Regions from separate parts of the Mus musculus genome. Here region 1 is linked to region 2. Evidence: chromatin loops called from intact Hi-C (ENCODE). Cell type or tissue: heart. All regions are shown on one strand. Each heading gives the region's core, and the rest is flanking DNA. Links, peaks and the distances in the headings are about the cores only. Region 1 holds the start of Grcc10 (gene rich cluster, C10 gene). Region 2 holds the start of C1s2 (complement component 1, s subcomponent 2).

Region 1 (9,738 bases), core at 668-8,667, 99 kb before region 2:
TTCTGCCCATCTGTAGATTTAGAACTTTTTAGGGAAGTCCATGAAACTTAGCCATAGGCAATAATGAGCTTATATACTGTTTTATATACTGTAGTTTATAGCCCAGAACACTGCCCGGCTGGCCTTAAGCAATTCAACTCCGGGCATTTTTAGGCATCACAGTCTGCTCATGTTCACACCAGCTCCTAATAGTTCTCCCTGATACATTTCTTAAACTTAAGAAAGAAGTGTTTCCTAAACTTACCCTTCATCTTTTCTGAGGAGTCCAGTCTTTTCTTTGCTTCTCTGCTCTGTAATATCCTGTCTTCAGTCTTCCGTGTCTCTTCTCCAGCTGCTCTGTCATCTCAGAGGGTCTAGCTCCTCTCTCCCACCTTGGTTCTGCTTTGGATCCTTGTGTCTGTCTCTTCACAAGCTAGATCCCTCCACCCCAGTGCATAGTTGTCCCCAACCCTGCCTCCTGGTGACACCTTCCTCTTCTCTGCCCTCCAGCCTCTGCCTCGGTGCACCCTCTCATTGACCCCCTGGCCTCAGGGTCTCACCTTACCCGGATCCCCTACCCAGCTGGGACCCTCCCCAACCCCCTTCTTCCTCACCCTCTGCACGAGAACGAAGTTCTTCGTCACCAGCTTTTTGGTAAGGATGGAGGAGGGGAGGCGTACGTGAGGGAAGACCAGAACAGAGGAACTCGGGGGGGTAGAAGGGCCAAATGGAGTTTGGAGAGAGATGTGAGCAGCTAAGATAGAAACGGAGACCTGAGGCCCTTCTAAAGGAGCCTCAAGAGCTAGGGCTCGTTCCCTTCTAAAGGAGCCTCAAGAGCTAGGGCTCGTTCCGTTCCACCACAGGCCGACAGATAGAGCATAGGCTAGGTGCTGTAACTTTGCATTTTAGCCTCAGCTTCCTCTGTCTGTCTGGAACGTTGGCTGACTGTCCCCATCCAGCAGTCATTTACTCCTGTGCCTTCTTCTCACAGCTGCCCCTTACCGGGACCTGCCGGCCTCCCTTTCTGCTCCAATGTCAGCGGCTCATCAGCTGCAGGCCATGCACGCGCAGTCAGCTGAGCTGCAGCGCTTGGCGCTGGAACAGCAGCAGTGGCTACATGCTCATCACCCATTGCACAGCGTGCCACTACCTGCCCAGGAAGACTACTACAGGTACTCCAGGTTGCCCCCAGAGCACAAGGGGAAGTGGGTTCTGGGCATGGTCCAACAGGACACCGAGCCCTTGGGAGGGGAAGCCCCCTTTCTCAGTCTCATCTCTGCATTGCCTCTTATCTAGTCACCTGAAGAAGGAGAGTGACAAGCCGCTGTAGAGCTGCGATCCAGACAGCACCCACTGCTCCTTCATCCAGACCTTGGAGGACCACCCCAACCTTTTGACCCCACCCCACCCCCAGCCGAGGAGAGGGTGCTGCCCGCTTGCAGAGCTCCTGCAGCTGGGTAGAGGGAGGGAGGGAAGAAGGGACAGACAAGGTCAGGGCCCGGGGTTGTGTGCAGAGGTGGGAAGTGGCAAGGGTGGGGGCAGAAAGTGCACAGTATCTTGGACCAGGTCCCTCCTCCTATCCCCTGCTTTTCTTCTCCTCTATGCCGAATCCTTGGTGGCCACTGCCCCTCCCCTAACCCATTGGTGTGATTTTTTTCATCTGTTAGATGTGGCTGTTTTGCGTAGCATTGTGTGCTGCCCCGCCCCATCCCTGTGTGTGCACCCCCTCCCTCGGCGATATGTGCCCTTACCCGTCCCACATTAATAATTTATATATATAAATATCTATATGATGCTCTTTAAAAAACATCCTGACCAAAACCAACCAAACAAAAACATCCTCACAGTTCCCCAGGAATATGTCTGTGACGTGTTTTTTATTTGGGGGAGGGTGGTTGCAGTGGGTAGGGTGTTGGGGTGGGTAGGGAGAGAGGTCTGGTTGTTGTAGGGGAAGTGGGAAGGGATGAATGGGGTTTTCTTATGGAAACTTAGGAGTTGGACAAGGCTCTTTTTTATTACTCATTTATTTTACAAGAGTCTTCATGCATACCAGAAGAGAATATCAAATCCCATTACAGATGGTTGTGAGCCACCAAGTGGTTGCTGGGAATTGAACTCAGGACACCTGGAAGAGCAGTCTGTGCTCTTAACCCCCTGAGCCATCTCTTTAACCTGACAAGGCTCTTCTTGATCTTGGATGCTCAGCTATACTTATGGGGTGCCCTGTCCTAGACCTTTAGATTGGGGAGTTCAGGCTCCTGAGGCCGTTCAGAGCAAGAATAGGCGCACAGCAAGCATAAGCAAATCTAAGACCTACTCAGCCCTTGGAAGTACATCACTGACATAATGTGCCACCAGAGTGCTCCAGAGACAGTTTCAGAGATCTGAATCCCTTCTCAGCATAGTTTATGATTTGAAACAGTTAAAGGTGTATAACATGGAGGCCAATAAGATTAGTATTTGTAAAAGATTTACTAATAGTTAGGTGTATGAGCTCATGTCTGCGCTTATGAATGCAAGGCCTCAAAAGAGACCAGAAGCTGTTGGGTCCCTGTAGCTTGGAGTTAGGGCAGTTAGGAATTGCCAAGCAGGGTGAGCCATCTTTGCAACCCCTCTATTTTTAATGAAGCAGGGCCATGGAGCCCAAGCTGGCCTTGAACTTCTCAGCTTTTGTGCTGGTATCACAGAAATGTGGCGCTATGCCCGGTCGGGCCTGATGTTCCAGAGTCTTTGCAGTGTGGGGAACTTGTAAGGATGAGACTACAAGACATCGGGCCACATCGCCTGCCACTACTTAAGTCCGATTCACTTCGGCTTTAGCTCCAAGCCTTTAATCTCGCGAAGCTCTTTTTTTTTTTTTAACAACATAGGAGCTGTGATTGGCTGTTTTCAGCCAATCAGCACTGACTCATTTGCATAGCCTTTACAAGCGGTCACAAACTCAAGAAACGAGCGGTTTTAATAGTCTTTTAGAATATTGTTTATCGAACCGAATAAGGAACTGTGCTTTGTGATTCACATATCAGTGGAGGGGTGTGGAAATGGCACCTTGATCTCACCCTCATCGAAAGTGGAGTTGATGTCCTTCCCTGGCTCGCTACAGACGCACTTCCGCAAGTGTTACAGCTCTTTTAGAATTTGTCTAGCAGGTTTTCTGACTTCGGTCGGAAAACCCCTCCCAATTTCACTGGTCTACAATGAAAGCAAAACAGTTCTCTTCCCCGCTCCCCGGTGTGTGAGAGGGGCTTTGATCCTTCTCTGGTTTCCTAGGAAACGCGTATGTGCTAGAGCCACGCTCTGAGACTTCCGCCTCGTGCGGTCCCGCTTCCTTTCTGCCTCCTCTGGCCTGCATCCGTGGGGGAGGTGGCTGGCTGCAGGGTTCTCCGGATCTCTTCTGTGTTCCCACTACTCAAGCACCGAGTGGCGTTCTATGGCGTCCGCCTCGGCTCAGCCCGCGGCCCTGAGCGCGGAGCAGGCCAAGGGTGAGGAAAGAGCCTAGTCTGGGTGTGGGCCGTCTTCTGGGGGGAGGGCGCGATACTATTCTTTGCCTCTCCAAGTGGGGCCCTTGCCCATTAGGGCGAAGGGTTGGGAGGACAAGCTTATCGGGTTGCTTGCAGGCCTCGGCCCACTAATTCCCTGCCTCTTCCCTCCTCTGGGCTCGCCCGCCGTCCTCCGCGGACCTCTCTGGGATGCTTCCGTCTCGCAGTGGTCCTGGCGGAGGTGATTCAAGCGTTCTCGGCCCCAGAGAATGCCGTGCGCATGGACGAGGCTAGAGACAATGCGTGCAACGATATGGGCAAGATGCTGCAATTTGTGCTGCCCGTAGCCACACAGATCCAACAAGAGGTTATTAAAGCCTATGGCTTCAGCTGCGACGGGGAAGGTGGGTCCCACAGGGCTTGGCAAAGGAATGGACTGGGGGTGGGACGCATGATGATGCCCCCCCCCCCCCCCGATCGATCTTTTTCTCGCCACAGGGCGGCAGTCACATCAAACATTGCCACTCACAGTTCAGGGACTAGACTTAAGCCCCGCCTGAAAAGTTATGGCTCTTGAAGCCAGGCATGGCCACAGTGGCCTTTCATCCCAGCATTTGAGAAGCAGAGGCAGGCAGGTCTCTGAGTTCAAGGCCAGCCTGGTATGTAGGGTGAGGAGTTCCAGGGTAGCCATGGCTATACAAAGAAAACCCTGTCTTGAAAAAACAAAAACCCACCAAACAAAAGTTCTGGCTCTAGAGTCCAAAGCCCTACATAGGCAAGTGTTTCTCCATGGCCCTCGAACTTCCCAGCTCTCCCCGAGTCAGGATCGCAGTAAGTTGCCCAGAATGGCCTTGAACCAGAGACCCACCTTTCTCAGCCTTTTGAGTAAGTGACAGGCTTGAGTCACTGGGCCCAGCTCTAACCTGAACTCTCTCGTGTACCTGAACTCTTTCTTGTCTGCCTTTTGGCTAATAGGTTTGGTGTGGCAGGTTGAGCCCTCTCTTCCCAAGGACAGTTGTTTATTAATTTTGTGTTTGTTTGTTTGTTTGTTTGTTTGTTAGCTAGCCAGGACTACCAGGGAGTCTCTTTCAAATCAGGCTGCTTGAGGCTAAGCTGCTGAACGTGGTTCACCCGAGACTGAAAACATAATGCTTTTTAATTTTTTGTTTGTTTGTTTGAGACAGGGTTTCTCTGTGTAGCCCTGGCTATCTTGGAACTCAATCTGTAGACCAGGCAGGCCTCGAACTCAAGAGACCCACCTACCTCTGCCTCCCGAGTGCTGGGATTAAGGGCAGGCCCAGCTGTTTTAGGGCTTTTTTATATTGCATCCAGTTGTGCCTAGTGAAAACCGGGGCGGGGTTGGTTGAAGCCATGCAGGACATGGGGGTGAATTGTCCTCTATTGCAGATGGCTGCCTGACGAAAGGAGATCTTCTGCTCTAGGGAGCCCCCTTGGCTGCCTCCACACACTGGTCCCCAGCAGTGTGGCTTGACTTGCTTCTGATTGCAGGTGTCCTTAAGTTTGCCCGCCTGGTCAAGTCTTATGAAGCCCAGGATCCCGAGATTGCCAGCCTGTCAGGCAAGCTGAAGGCCCTGTTCCTGCCACCCATGACACTGCCGCCCCATGGGCCTGCTTCTGGAAGCAGTGTGGCAGCCTCCTGAGATTGGTTCTCGTATGTGTGCTGCTGCTGTGGAGGCGGCCCTTGTGTTCCAGAGGATAATAAATGTACTTGTGACTAAACCTTTGTGTCAGTCATTTGTAGTCCTGATTACCCCCTCTTGTTGCCACCCAGCCGCCTCTAGCCTTTCCCCTCCTTTAGACCCTTTCTATCCTCTTCGCTGGGACCAACCCTGCTCTCATGAGACCTAGGGTGTGGGAGGCTAAGATGGGCCTCTTGGTACCCTGGGAGGTTTGCTCACAAAGGTGGCACCTCCTAGAGCAGCGGGCCCAGGCTCTTCTTTGGGCTCTCTGCTTTCCACTGTCAGAGAGGTACTCTTCCGAGGGCGGTCCCTTGGCTAGGGTTACTTCCTGGGCTTTGCTTCTACCCGCCCTCCTTCTGCTCCAGCAGTTTGAGCTCCAGGTAGAACAGCAGGTGGCTCCTCCCCTTCCCAGGGAAGTAGGCCTGGACAGGCCTGAAGCCTGCTGCACTCCTGCAGTCCTCTGGGGAATTTGGCCGTGGTGGGCGGGCGGACTCTGGCCAGCCCCGCCCCACCGTTCTTCTCTCAGAGACCTGTAATCCAGGGGCTTGGCCTCAGAGTCCCATTGGTTTGACAGGCTGGATAGAGGAGGAAGTGGCCAAGAAACGAAATATATTCTTCCTGAAGGTCTGGATCCCTGAACAGCTGTGCCACTCGATTGGCCCCGCCCCCGTCGCCCTTTGCCTGTGACTTCTCCCCACTCCTCCCGGGAGATGTTGTCCCGCGGGTAAGTCCCCTCCACCACTTGTGTGTGTCCCACAGACTCCTGTTTGTCTAGGTGGATGGACATTGTTCACACCCTCAACAAATATGCCTACAAAAATAGTCTACTCCCACTAATACCCCTGCCCTGGGTCCCCGTCCTGTCCCTGTGAACTCTCTCTCCTTACCACAAGATACAAGACCTCCAGGCTCATTTCCTCTGCCTCTTCCCCCGCCCCCACCCCAAATCTTTTCTTATTTTTAACCACTGGCCTGTGGTCCTCCTGCTTCTGCCTCTTGTCTAGGATCTCTTTCCCCCTTGTGTAGCTCGCATCACCTCAGACATGGCAGTCTGAGGGCACATTTGAGAAAGCTCTTCCATTCCTAGACACCCCACGTACCCCCACACACAGACAGTTTGGTTCTTTCACTGTTCCCCAAAGAAAGCAAACTTTGATAGATGAATGGTGAGCAGACATGGTGGACAGGTACTGATGACGATGTTTGTTGGTAATATGAATATGAGGCAGACATGATCTCTGCTTAGAGAGCAGGCATTCCAGCCAGAGATGACAGAGTGAATACACAGGCAATAACTAGGATTATTTCAGATGGCCGAAGCACTAACTAACTAACACGCAGGAAAAGAAGCAGCAAGTGATGTATTCTGGAGACATAATTGGCTGACAGGGAGGGCTTCCAGATGATGTTTGAGCTGAGCTGAGTGATGTCTGGGGACAAATGGGCAAAGGATAGTGTGTTCACCCAAGAAGAAAGCCATGGGCACCTTAGACTTCTGGTGGAGTTTGGGTAGTGAAGGCCCACTCAGAGAGTTCTGGTGACTTTGTGGGTGGTCTGTACAGGGGTCCTGCTGAGTTTGGCTTTTCATACTCATTCAATTCTTTCTGTGTACCCTCTTCCTCCGGTGTGTATCTCGTCCCTGCCGGCCCGGGGGTGGTGCCGAGACTTCCCATCTGCCTTGACAAGGAATCTCCCATTATAGAACCTTTCTTGGTTCTTTAACCTGGACTTGGAAGACCTCTGCTTCGGGGGTCCAGCCCCTGCATGCTTTGGTTCAGCTGCTTTGCTCTGCTTACACCGAACAACCCAAGTGCACGGTTTCCATGACACCTCTGTGTCTTGGTCCATCTGCCCGTGGGGGTGACCTGTATCCGCCATCTCCATCTCCAGGCTTTTCGGTACCCGGCAGCTCCTTAAAGCCTGATGGTGCAGTTGGCAAACAGATCTCTGGCCTCAGACAGCTTTGGGTTTTTTTCACCTTCCCACTCACTGGAACCTCGTGACTGTGGGCAAGTTACCGAATGAGCCTTCAGTTTTCACTTTTGTTTCTAAACTTGGGATAGTCACATCACGAGTAAACAGGATTGTCATGCTACAATAACAGCGATACAGTTGTCTCAGCTGGGAAGAGTGGTGTAGGATGACAGGAGAGGCCGAGGTAGGAGGATCTTGAGTTTGAGGCTAGCCTGGCCACATACAGCAAGATGTCGTCTAAATAAATAATAAAAACAAAGATTAGGGTTATTGGCTAGCAGGCATAAAGCCCCGAGTTGGCTGGCACACACCTGTAATCCCAGAATTTAGGAGGCAGAGGCGGGCGGGTCTCTAACTTCCAGGCTAGCCTGATCTACAGAATGAGTTCCAAGACAGCCGAGGCTACACAGCAACAGAAAACAGTCACTTGCCAGAGTCTATGGGGGATTGATTCCAGAGTGACTGGAAGATACCAAACTATACAAATGTATTTGCATGGAACCCACACCTATACTACTGTGGATTTTATCATCTTTGAGTACCTAATACGATGTAAATACTATGCAAATCATTGTATCGTAGTATTGAGGAAATTGTGGCTAGGGAAAAGGGTCTGTGCCTACCCAGTGGGAGCATACTTTCTGTCTATAGCTGGCTGAACCTGCAGATGCAGAATCAGAAGACAGAATCCAGGGTAAAATGTTGAAGCTGATGACATGAAGCTATGCCACGTAGCCGTTATGTCGTCGAGGAAGACCTCCCAAGGGCAGGCATGGACCATCACATTTGGCCTTCTGTCCCAGGCTTCAGCCTCCTGAATACTGGGGCTACAGGCATGAGCCACCACACCTGGCTGCTTTATTGGCTTTTTAGGTCTGAATTTAGGAAACCTTGTGAAGTTCATTTATCGGGCAGAAATACCAAGATCCAGAGAATTCTAGTACCATATAATGGTGGTATTTTGTCCTTGGTAGGTACCCAGGGCCTCTCTTTCCTGCATCACCATTGACCTTGATGTGTTCTTTTATCTCTTGCTTCCCAAAGGAATCTCTTTCTCTGCTAGACACCACGCATTTATGTTTAGGACTGTCAGCCTCCTTAAGTCTGCTTAAAACAAAGACGAAATCCCAACATCATAGGTGGTCAAAGGCCCTGTGCCTTGCTTCTTGGAAGACTGTTATTATTTTCCTGCCTGGGGACAGGATGTGTATTCCGTCTTATTAGAGCACTACATTTTCTGGCTTGACATCCTTTAGATACACATCAGGGGTCAGAAGTATTAGGTGCCTCGTGAGCTCCCTCCCACAGAGTGGGCTTAATTCTGGAAAGAGAGTCTTCGTACTGGTGCAGTTAGTATGGTGCCAAGCAGTATGGGCCTTCCTGTGTGCCTGTTGTGTTGGGGATCTGCCCAGCAAGGGATGGATATGGGTGAACCCAGATGGTGGGATATGTGTGAGTTGTGCTTCTATACAAGATATGTCATTGGCAGAGAGTAAGCGGCATGAGGGGCGTGCATACTTGTAATCATGTCTGTTTAAGTGAAGTCACGAGTCTTTTGCTAGATATGACCCTGAAGGTTGGGATGGAGGCAAGCTCAGATGTTGGCAGATCTCCCCCCTGCCCTGAATTTTTAAAAATTAGATATTTTCTTCATTTACATTTCAAATGATATCCCCAAAGTCCCCTATACCTTCCCCCTGACCTACTCCCCAAACCACCCATTCCCGCTTCCTGGCCCTGGCATTCCCCTGTACTGGGGCATATGATCTTCGCAAGACCAAGGGCCTCTCCTCCCATTGATAACCGACTAGGCCAACTTCTGCTGCATATGCAGCTAGAGACATGAACTCTGGGGGTACTGGTTCGTTCATATTGTTCTACGGATCTCCCTTTGCTGGAACAAGCTTTGTATGTGGTCTTCCTGACGCTTGGGATGAGCTGAGTCTATCGGAGTTCTGGATCTTGCTTAATGTAATACCCAAGCATGCATATTTTCAGGGGTATTAGCAAGAAGAGAAAGCCTAAAAGGAGGGTGGGAGGGAGAGAGGCAGGAAGGTTAAGTAATATTTGATGTTTTCAATAATGATAAAGTACTCGTCATAGACTGTTAAACAAAACAAAACCAGCTCCCCCCCCCCCACCCCCCCCCCCCCACACACACCAGGGGCTTGCTATATAGCCCTGGCTGGCTTGGAACTCTTTATGAAGCCCAGGCTGGCTTCAGGTTTGTTCTCATCCCCTTACCTCTGTCTTCCATGTGCTGGAATTACAGATGTGTGACATGGCATCCAGCAAGACTGTTGGTGGTGAAGGCCAGGGTTTCCCACCCAAATGCTAAGCAAGCATTTTACACAGAGCCACACTCTAGCCATGTTTGGGTTTTATCGTCTCTTACTTCTCCTATACTTTGAGATATGACTATATACTGTGAATAAATATTAAGCATACAACTAACTATACACTCACTCATGAAACTACTGGGCTTGGAGCAGAGAGAGGGCCTTATGTTACCATCGAGCCGCATCATTCAGTTTTAAAGAAGTGTAAGGGAGCCAGATGTGGTGGCAACCTCCAGCTACTGGAGAGGTGGAGGCAGGGAGATTACA
Region 2 (9,738 bases), core at 468-8,467:
CTTGATGGTCTGACTTTGATCCCTGGAACTCACTGTAGGAGGAGAGAGCCGATTTCTGACAGACCTCCACAGGGGTACCATTTCAGGACACTCTTCCTCCCTCTCCTTCCTCCTCCCCCTGCCCTTCTTCTCCCCCCATGTTCCCCACCTCTTTCCTGTAGCTGGGCCTGGAAGCATAGACCACTAACCATAGCTACTTAGGAAGCTGATGCGAAGGATTACAGAATCAAGACCTACCCAGAAACCTTAGCATGACACTGTCTGGAAATAAACACAGGTACAAAGATGGCTGGAGGGAACAGAGATGGCTCTGAGGGGAAACTACTCATCATACAAGATGGAACTGGAGTTCAATCCCCAGATCTGGTGTAGACATGGAAGAGAACGCTGACTGCAACAAGTTGTGTTCAGACCTCCGCATACCCACTGCACAGGTGTGGCCTGTCAGTTATACACAACATCATAATAAAATGTGGCCCAATACCCTGTGAATACAGGCTCAGTGGGATAGCACATGTCTAGCGTGTTCAAAACTGAAGGCTCAACCCACAGTACAACAACCACAACAACAACAACTACAGCAACAACAACAGCAGTGTGAGATCAAGGCCAGCTTGGGCTGTGTAGCATGACTCTGTCCTCCGAAAAAGAAATAAAGCCAGGCATAGGGGCACATGCCTTTAATCTCAGCACGCAAGAAGCAGACACAGGCAGATCTCTGTGAGTTCGAGGTCAGCCTGATCTATAGAACAAGTTCCAGGACAGCCAGGCTATGCAGAGAAATACTGTTTCAAACAAACAAACAAACAAACAAACAACATCCCAAACAAGCAAGCAAACAAACAAACCAGCAACCACACAACCAAACCAAGCCAAAACAAACCAACCAAACTAAAAAACCCAAAACCAAACCAAACCACCCAATCAAACAAAATAAAACAAAACAAAATGAAACAAAAAAAACTGCTGAGTGTGGCGACACACCTGTATCCCAGTGTTCAAGTGACTGATGGTAGAATTACCATGGAATTGGTGGCTAACCTGGGCTACAGAGTGAGATCTTGTTTCAAAACAATATCATCTAACAAAAATAAAACCCCACCTAGCTCAAAAATTAAAAAAAATATTCATTTATATGAGTGCACTGTAGCTGTCTTCAGACACACCAGAAGAAGGCATCAGATCCCATTACAGATGAGTGTGAGCCACTGTGTGGTTGCTGGGAATTGAACTCACCTGTTCATTGGAAGAGCAGTCAGTGCTCTTAACCATTAAGGCATCTTTCCAGCCCAGCCTGCCCCCAACTTAAAAAAAAATCAACTATATATGTCATCTTGTTTTGTGCATTCAAAAGAAAAGGTTGCTAGCAAAATAAATTAATAAATAAAAAACTGACTAATATGTTCACTTTTAGAAGCAAACCAGATGGTTACTTCTCCAGAAGATAATAAATTGAAAAGCTAATCACATATACACAGGAAAATAAAACCCACTGTGTTATCATTAAACTTTCACACAATTTTTTTTTTTTTGCCTTTTTTCCCACTAGAAAGTAAGTTTCTTTTCGTTTAAAAAAATGTATTTTTTGAGGCGGGGTCTGACTGTGTCTGTAGTCCTGGTGGCTTGGTACTCTTCAGTGCCTTGTCCCTGCTCAGTGCTGGGTACTGGGATGCACCATTAATCTGGCTTGGAAAGAAAGTTCCTTCTGAGTTTGGGGCTGGGGAAGGAGGGGGCACACAGGGCAGGGAACAGATGAAGATCCTTGCCTGTGTTTGTATTCTCAGTATAGAGGAGACACTCAGTGTATGTCTGTGTACAGTGTAGGTGAAGTGGGCCTATAATCATAGCTACTGAGGCCAGGGCATGAGACTATAAATTCAAGGCCAGCCTGGCAGCTCAAGAAAACTCTGTCTACACAACAACAAAGTCCATGGGAGTGGGTGTGGAGAAGGCTCTAGGGACAGGATCAGGGGACAGGAGACAAGAGGGCAGGGGGGCGGGGGACAGCTGAACAGATGGCTCAGCAGGTAAGGAACACTCGTTATTTTGCAAAAGACATTTCCAGAATTCAGGTGGGGCAGCTCACAACCACCCATAACTCCAGATCCAGGGCATCTGACATCCTCTTCTGGCTTCCATCGGCACCTGCACGCTTATGGTATGTATACAGACACACATAGTTAACACAAAACTGCAAAGAAATTCCTTTTAAATTAATTCAAAATTTTTATTATTTATGTGTGTTGTGTGCGTGTGTGTGTGTGTCTGTCTGTCTATACAAGATGTGTGTGCATGTGCGGAGGGCAGAGGACACCCATTCGAGTCAGTTCTCTTCTTCTATCAAGTAGGTCCTGGGGATTTAACTTCGGTCATCAGGCTTGGTAGTGAACACCTTCACACGCTGAGCCATCTCACCAACCCTATAAAAACATCTTAAAAACCCCAAACTACTAAAAAGAGGGCTGGGGAGGTGCTCAGTGCTCCAGTGCTTGGCAGAGCAGCCTAGGTTCAGTCTGAAGTACCACAAATCAATAAGAACCTTGTTTGATAGATAAATGAATCATGAAGACATAGTAAAGGTTTCTGTTTTCCTTTCTCTGTGGTAGTAGGGATTGACCTCGGGACCTGGGGCATGCCAGGAAGGTACTCTACCCATCAGGCTGTGTTCCCCACCCTGGAGGCCACAATAAGCAGTCACTAGAGAAAGGGCACTCTGCTTGTGAGTCGTAAGACATTTGGAGAAACCACCACCTCGGATCTGACTCTGATGAGCATCTTAGTTTCAGAAATGTGTAGTAGGGCTGTTGTCAAGGAAGATGTATTTCTCAACTGGTGTAGGATAAACCCAGGGATGATGAGACGGGAAAGGGGTTAGCTTGGATCTGGAAAACAGGGTTTGGCCTGCTGTGGAAATGCTGAACATTTTAATTCCCCTTTCAAGCTTCAATTCTTTAGGGTAGGGAAAAAAAACCAAATACCCAAGATAAGCAACTAATCTTAAGGAAGGGTTGATTTTGGCTCATGGTCTCATAGATTCCAGTCCACAGTCACTTCTTCCTGTTGTTTTGGATCTGTGACAACACTGCACATAATGGCTACAGTGTGTGGTGGCAGAGGCTTCCTGTCCCACTTGGAGCAAAGAGCAGAAGAAGCAAAGTTGCCCCACGATCCAACTTTGTCTTATAAGACCTGGTATCTGAAGGCTCTCAACCTGTGGGTCGTAACCCTTCTTAGCAAACCTGTAGCTCCAAAATATGTACATTGCACCCCATAACAGTAGCAAAATTACAGTTATGAAGTAACAATGAAAATAATTTTATGCATTGGGGGGAAGTCACCACAACCTGAGGAAGTGTATTAAAGGGCTGTGGCCTTGGGAAAGTTGAGAACCACCGCTTTAGTGTCTCTCAGGAGCGCCACGGGCTGGTGAGCAAGCCTGGAACAGGTCTGACTGTTTTTCTTTCTAATAATGTTTCATTATAGAACCTACTTCCTACAGGCATCACATGAGCAGCAGAGCAGTCCAGCTTTTATTTGTGAGTGCAAGGCATAGCTGTGGTGTGCTGGGTTGGCAAATTCCGCCCTACACACAGGAGCACAGAAGAGAAAGGAGAAGGGCCTGACCTGGGATTCAAGTGATTCGTTCACGAGCTTGAGAGTGGGAAATTTCCAGCTTCCTGGATGCATTTCAGGGTTGAAGAGTAACTAGAGGTGAGTTTGCTGGTGTTGCAGGTAGCTTAAAGTCATGATAGTTAGTGACTGAAATTAAAAAGCAGAATAGTTTGGTGTGATACCTATAATCCCAGCACCCAAAAGAAGATGGAGGAGAATCAGAATTTCAAGGGTTTTCGAGCCTTTCCTGCATAGTGAGTTTGAAGTTAGCCTGAAATTAATGTGAACCTGTCTTAGAACGAAAACAAAAAGTACCTGTTTGGTGACTTTTTGTACCCAACAAGCATGTGGTCCAAGAGAAAGCTTTCTGCCCTACGAGGAAAATGCTTTATAACAGTGATTTCATGAAAGTCAATGGTAGGAGTCATAAAAGAGATGCGTATCTGAAATACCTGGAAAGAGTCGATGAATGACTGTCCAATAGGCCAGAGAGATGGCTCAGCTGTTAAGAGCAATGGTTCCCTTCCAGGGGAACAGGTTCAATTCCCCTGCACCCACAAGGAGGCTCACAACTGGCCATTTAACTCCCACGGAATCTGCTGCCGCCTTCTGGTATTTTCAGGCACTGCACGCGCATGGTATGTAGTAAGGTAAGGCATAAATAAATAAAACTCACACAGAAATAAAGGTTAAAAAAGTGAGTTTTCTTTTGTAGAAGATGCTCTACGAGGTGGAGCTGCCCACCAGCGATGGGGTTCTGAAGACTGGGCTCCAGGTTAAAATAGAAACTAAAAAGTTCCACCCAAGAGTGTCCCTGGAGGTGGGGATGGCATCAGAGCCTGCACGACCCCCCCCCCCCGCCCCCCAACAGAATTTCAAGACAGCAGGAAATAGAGATGGAGCTCTTTGGAAAAGTGGTTTTTTTCTTTTCCTTTTTAAAGCTCGTTTTGGTGGTTAATCACAGAGTTGTGGGAGGCAGAGGCATGGGGATCTCTGAGTTAGGGGCTAGCCTGGTTGAGAAGGGTGAGGTAAAGGGGAGGGGGGGATCCAGAACACTCAACAACAACAACAACAACAACAACACTACCACCACCACCACCACAAACCCTGGTGGTGGTAGTGGTGGGGAACAAGCCTTTAATTCCAGCAAGTGGGAGATAGACGCAGGCAGATCTTCTCCAAATTTGAGGCCAGCCTGGTCTACACAGAGAAATCCTGTTTTGAAAAAACAAACAAACAAACAAACAAGAAATAAACAAATAAAAACAGTAAAAAAAGTTTGTAAAACCTTATTTTAAGTATAAGTGGCAGTGAGGAAGAAAATAGACACACCAAGAAGAAAGGTGTGGGCTTCTCAAAGAAGAGACACCTTTGAGTGTCTGTCGCAGCTGTAGGTACTGGTTTTGGTGGATAAGGACCCCGAATGAGGACACAGCATTTCCTAGCACTGGATAGGGTTAGGGCTGATAAGTAAAACCTAGGTTACAAGAAATGCAAGATTCTTTTTAAGCATTTTTTTTAAAAAAGCCATGTTTTAATTTTCAACACTAGATGGCTGCCTTGTGGCAGGAACATGCTTCCAGCTGGGGACTGGGTTTGGGATGGGGGCAGGGCTGTGGGTGATGGAGAGGATTCTACTCTACTGCATTTGTGAGGGGAAAATGAAAGTGTGCAAGCCCCAGCACTTCCACAGTGACTGGACAGGGAAACTGACTTCCCTGATCTCCCAGCTCTCAGAGAGAGGACGCTTGCCTCTCAAGCATGTGGCAGTGGCGGTGGTGGTGGTGGGGTGGCTGAAAGGCCTACCTGTGGAGCTTAGAGGCATAGGAAGGTCGCTCAGTTGAAACAGCCATTGCTGTCCTTGTGATCTGTCATAAGAGTCTCTGTTTTTAACATTGTCATGTCTCCCAGGGTGGTCCCACCATGGGAGCTCTGTGACTACGACTTCACTGGTGGTCCCTTCTTCTTGTGTGAAGACCTCCTAGCAGTTTTTATCTGTGGCTTGTTCTTGGTCTTGGCCACCGCCTTGAACGCAGGCATGAGCATCTTGGGCTCTCCCAGGACTTGAGCACATTAACTCCACAGGCAGGCCCATGAGCCCCATCCTGTCCCACACTTGGAGCTGGCTGGAATGGGCCCTACTGCAGGCTTGGCAGCAGGTTTAGAGATACAGAGCCCTCCATGTTTCTTCCCAGGGATACCCTTCTTATTCAGTAGCCAAAGGACAGTGTGCTAATGGGAGAAGATCTCTCTCTCTCTCTCTCTCTCTCTCTCTCTCTCTCTCTCTCTCTCTCTCTCTCTCTCTCTCTCTCTCTTTCTCTGTGTGTGTTTGTGTTGAGACAGGGTTTCTCTGTTTATCCCTGGCTGTCCTGGTACTCACTCTGTAGATCAGACTAGCCTCAAATTCAAAGAGATCCACCTGTCTCTGCGTCCTAAGAGCTGGATCAAGGGCATGCACCACCATTGCCCAAGCCTTTTGCTTTTAATCTGTCTGTCTGTCTGTCTATCTGTCTGTCTGTCCGTCCGTCCGTCCGTCCGTCCGTCCGTCCGTCCGTCCGTCCGTCCGTCCATCCATCCATCCATCCATCCATCCATCCATCCATCCATCCATCCATCCATCTATCTATCTATCTATCTATCTATCTATCTATCTATCTATCTATCTATCTATCGCCACACTATTAAGTTCCAGCTGGTTTGGAACTTGCTATGTAGACCGGACTGGCCCCAGACTCCTAGAGATCTGCCTGCCTCTCAAGTGGTGGGAGTAAATATGTGGACCATTCCCTGCTTAAACTATTCTTTTTAAAGCTACTTAATTTACTTATTAGTGTTACATGTGTGTGTCAATGTGCAAGCTTATGTGTAGCATGTGTAAGAATGAGCCCTTGAAGGGCAGAGGAAGGCATTAGATCCCCTGAACAGGGAATTAATGGGAGGTTGTAAAACTCTTTGTGCTGGGATTTGAACTTGGGTCCTCAGGAAGAACAGTTATTGGTCTTAAGCACTGACCCAACTCTCCAGTCATGAGGTTATTCTTACTGCAAACAAAGGTTTGATATTGCTTTGGAGGTTCCCAGAGATATGCCGGGGAAGGAATGAGGCCATGTGTAAGGTCATATAGGCTTTGGCCTAAAAAGCATATTCTGTAGCCTGGCATGGTGGCAACAGCACTTGGAGGCAGAGACAGGCATCCTCTGTGAGTTCAAGGTTACCCTGGACTGCATAGAAAGTTCCAAGTCAGCCTGGGCTACACAGTGAGACCCAGCTGCAAGGAAGAATAAAGAAGGGGAAGGAGGAGGAGAAGGAGGAACAGGAGGAGGGGAAAGAGGAGGAGGGGGAAAACGGTTCATTGCTATTTAAAAATTTTCTTTTAGATTTTATTATTTGATTTTATGTGTATGAGCATTTTGCCAGCATATATGTATGTGTTCGACATGAATGCCTGGTGGCCATAGAGACCAGAAGGTGTCAGGTTCCTGGAACCAGAATTACATCGAAAGTTGTGAGCCAGTGAGATGGCTCAGTGGTTAAGTACACTGACTGCTCTTCCAAAGGTCCTGAGTTCAAATCCCAGCAACCACGTGGTGGCTCACAACCATCCGTAATGAGATCTGATGCCCTCTTCTGGTGTGTCTGAAGTCAGCTACAGTGTACTTACATATAATAATAATAATAAACAAATCTTTAAAAAAAGAAAAGAAAAAATGTTGTGAGCCACCATGCCAGTGCTGGGACTTGAACCTGGGTCCTCTGGAAGAACAGCAGTGCTCTTCACCTCAGAACCATCTTTTCATGTCTTTGTTAATAAATAATTTCCAAATGGACTTAGAATGACGCTTGAGGGCAAGTGTATTAGAGTTGGAGAAACAACATTAGGCAAGCCTTTTTGGATCTTAGGTAGCCCAGGTTGACCTCCAAATGACTATATAAAGAAAGACTGTCCCTGATTTTCTGATAGCTCCTGGCTTCACTTCCTAAGTACTGAGGTCATAGCTGTGCATCAAATTAAACAAGAAACAAATGTACTATACAGAACTAGCCAGCCTGATACTCTCTATGTAGCCCAGGCTAGACTCAGATTCTCAGAAATTCTTCTTCTGGACTTACAGGCATTAACCACCTTGCCCAGCCTTGAGATGGGACTTTCGGGATGAAGAAACCTTGAGAGCACATGCCGCCCGCAGTCTAGGTGTAAATTGTCTCGGGGCAGGATGAGTTGCATTTATGTATTAATTAAAGAAAGAATTGCATTGACATGGTCTCAGAAGACAGCTTGCAGGAACTGTTGGTTCACCTATGATGTGGGTCCCAGGGGATGTAGAGTTCATGTCTTTCTGCCTGGAGGTAGGTACCTTTCTAAGCTGAGCCATCTTGCCTCCTAGAGCCTCCAGACAATGGCTTCTACTTCTGATGACTCTCTTCCTTTGATTCGTGACTCACACAGATAGAGGGTTGGACTTTCTGAGTTTAGTTTCCCCCCGCCAGTTAACCCTTCCCTCCTTAAGAAGATAAATCGCCTGACTTCCTCAAAAGCTCTGAAACACACCCTTTGGCTGTAAGAGAGAATTAGGCAATCTCAAAATTCCCCCATTGCCCCCTTTTGCTCTGGACCTCACAGCCCAGCGAAGCTGGTGCAGTTCTTGTTTTAAACGCAGAGAGCGCTCTAAGATCAAGGCTGATTACTCTTAACTAGATTGTGATCTCCCAGCCCCCTCTGTTTGGAACAGGGAATTTTGGACATGCAAAAACACACTCCCTTAGGGAATCTTTAGAGCAAACAGAACAGGGAGGTGGGGAGGAGCTTCCTGCAAAGGCCACTCCCTCTGGAGCTGCAGGGGCTTAACTGCATGACCAGAGGCAGGAGAGGAGGCTGGCCCACTTGTTCCCATCAGCTCCTGTAGGTAATCTTTAAAAAGCAAGACTTAAAGAGAGAAGCTTTGATGAAGGAACAGGAAAAGACATGTAGAGTAAGGTTTGGAGCAAAGATGGAGGGTTGGAAGGAACTCACACAGGTTCTCATATGCAGGACCATAGCCCCACCCCACAAGCCTCATCCTTTCACACAGCAGTGTTTCAAGGGTAGAGGCAATTTGTGAAAGACTTTTCTGGGAACTATGGGAAGATACCTTGCTCTTTAAGCAAAGGACAAAACAAACCAACTTGAGAAAAGTAAGGGAAGGCATATCTGAATGTCCTGACTTTTCTCAGTTAGCTTTCTCTTTTCCAGCACTCTGCAACCTTTTACCAAAGGGGCATACTTTCTTTCTGATTAGTGTCTCCCAAGGTCCCTTCCTGTCCCTACTGAAGGAAACACTTTCCTCCTTCAGTGGCCATTGGGCCACCAGCAGAAGCAACACCTGTAATAGCTTGTCAAAGGGGGCAGGCTTGAATGGGAGAGGATCGGTCTGGAAGCTCCAGCCTGTGTGGAAATGCAGAGACCGATGCAAGGGGCCAGGAGTGGGTGGAGGAGGACACAAAAGACAGGGAGAAACTCCTCACTCAATTGTAGGAATATTGGAAGATGGTTGGGGGACAGGGTTAATTCAGGGCTGGTCTGGGAAGTTAGTCTAAATCTCACTGGGGAGGGTGTCATAGTATCATGTGATGACCATTCCTGACAGGTACCTATTTCTATGGTATTCTTTCAAAGGTGACACTGAGCCCTGGGTGGTCCCTCACTACCAAAGCAGGCACCTGTACTTGTCAGATAAAGACAGCCAGGACTGCTGACTGCCCTTTACTTCCAAAATCAGAGAGCCAGAGAGCCATGGGCAAATCGCCAGGGATGTGGTAAGTGATCAGGTATCTACAGAAATGAATCCATCTCCACCTTCCTTCTCTCTTTCACAGTTTTGACACAGGGTGTCACTATGCAGCCCAAGCTGGCATGACATCACCCTTCCTCTGTCCCCAGAGTGCTGGACTTAGACACAGGCCTGTTGTATGTGATTTCCCATTTCTCCAGAGAGAGCTCAGATCTGAACCTTGACTTTTAATTATTTATTTATTTATTCTGTATATATTTGTTTATTCCATGTCATGTTGGCTGCCTAACGGTCAGAGTTCTGCATGAAGCCATCGGTTCCCGGCTTCCCACCTCTGTGTGACTTTTTTTCCCCTCTT

The links. A loop is a pair of places that touch in the nucleus more often than their neighbours do. Peaks named below come from ENCODE experiments on the same cell type or tissue, not always from the same donor. Only the 100,000 strongest peaks of a DNase experiment are listed, where the experiment ranks them.
Region 1: it touches region 2 in a loop (4-fold over the local background); 7 of 42 quality-filtered maps call a loop at or near these places.

Annotation. Positions count from the first base shown.
Region 1 is chr6:124,734,643-124,744,380 of GRCm38, reverse strand. Grcc10 (gene rich cluster, C10 gene) reads left to right here and starts at 3,312. Exons shown (of 3, transcript NM_013535.2): 1 at 3,312-3,461; 2 at 3,686-3,862; 3 at 4,968-5,198. The coding sequence starts at 3,410. The coding sequence ends at 5,119. It overlaps Atn1 (atrophin 1), which reads left to right. Exons shown (of 10, transcript NM_007881.4): 8 at 490-633; 9 at 971-1,151; 10 at 1,276-1,837. The coding sequence ends at 1,309. Rnu7 (U7 small nuclear RNA) reads left to right here and starts at 3,095; the gene lies at 3,095-3,156. It also overlaps a transcript of Ptpn6 not described here. In heart, for the core only: CTCF peaks have their summits at 3,725 and 3,968; DNase peaks (open chromatin) are centred at 2,730, 3,280, 3,830, 5,650 and 2 weaker places; H3K4me3 peaks cover 3,236 bases; H3K27ac peaks cover 3,305 bases.
Region 2 is chr6:124,635,694-124,645,431 of GRCm38, reverse strand. It overlaps C1s2 (complement component 1, s subcomponent 2), which reads left to right and starts at 9,347. Exons shown (of 11, transcript NM_173864.2): 1 at 9,347-9,405. The coding sequence starts at 9,383. In heart, for the core only: CTCF peaks have their summits at 4,222 (motif pointing left) and 8,271; no DNase peak of the experiment used is centred there.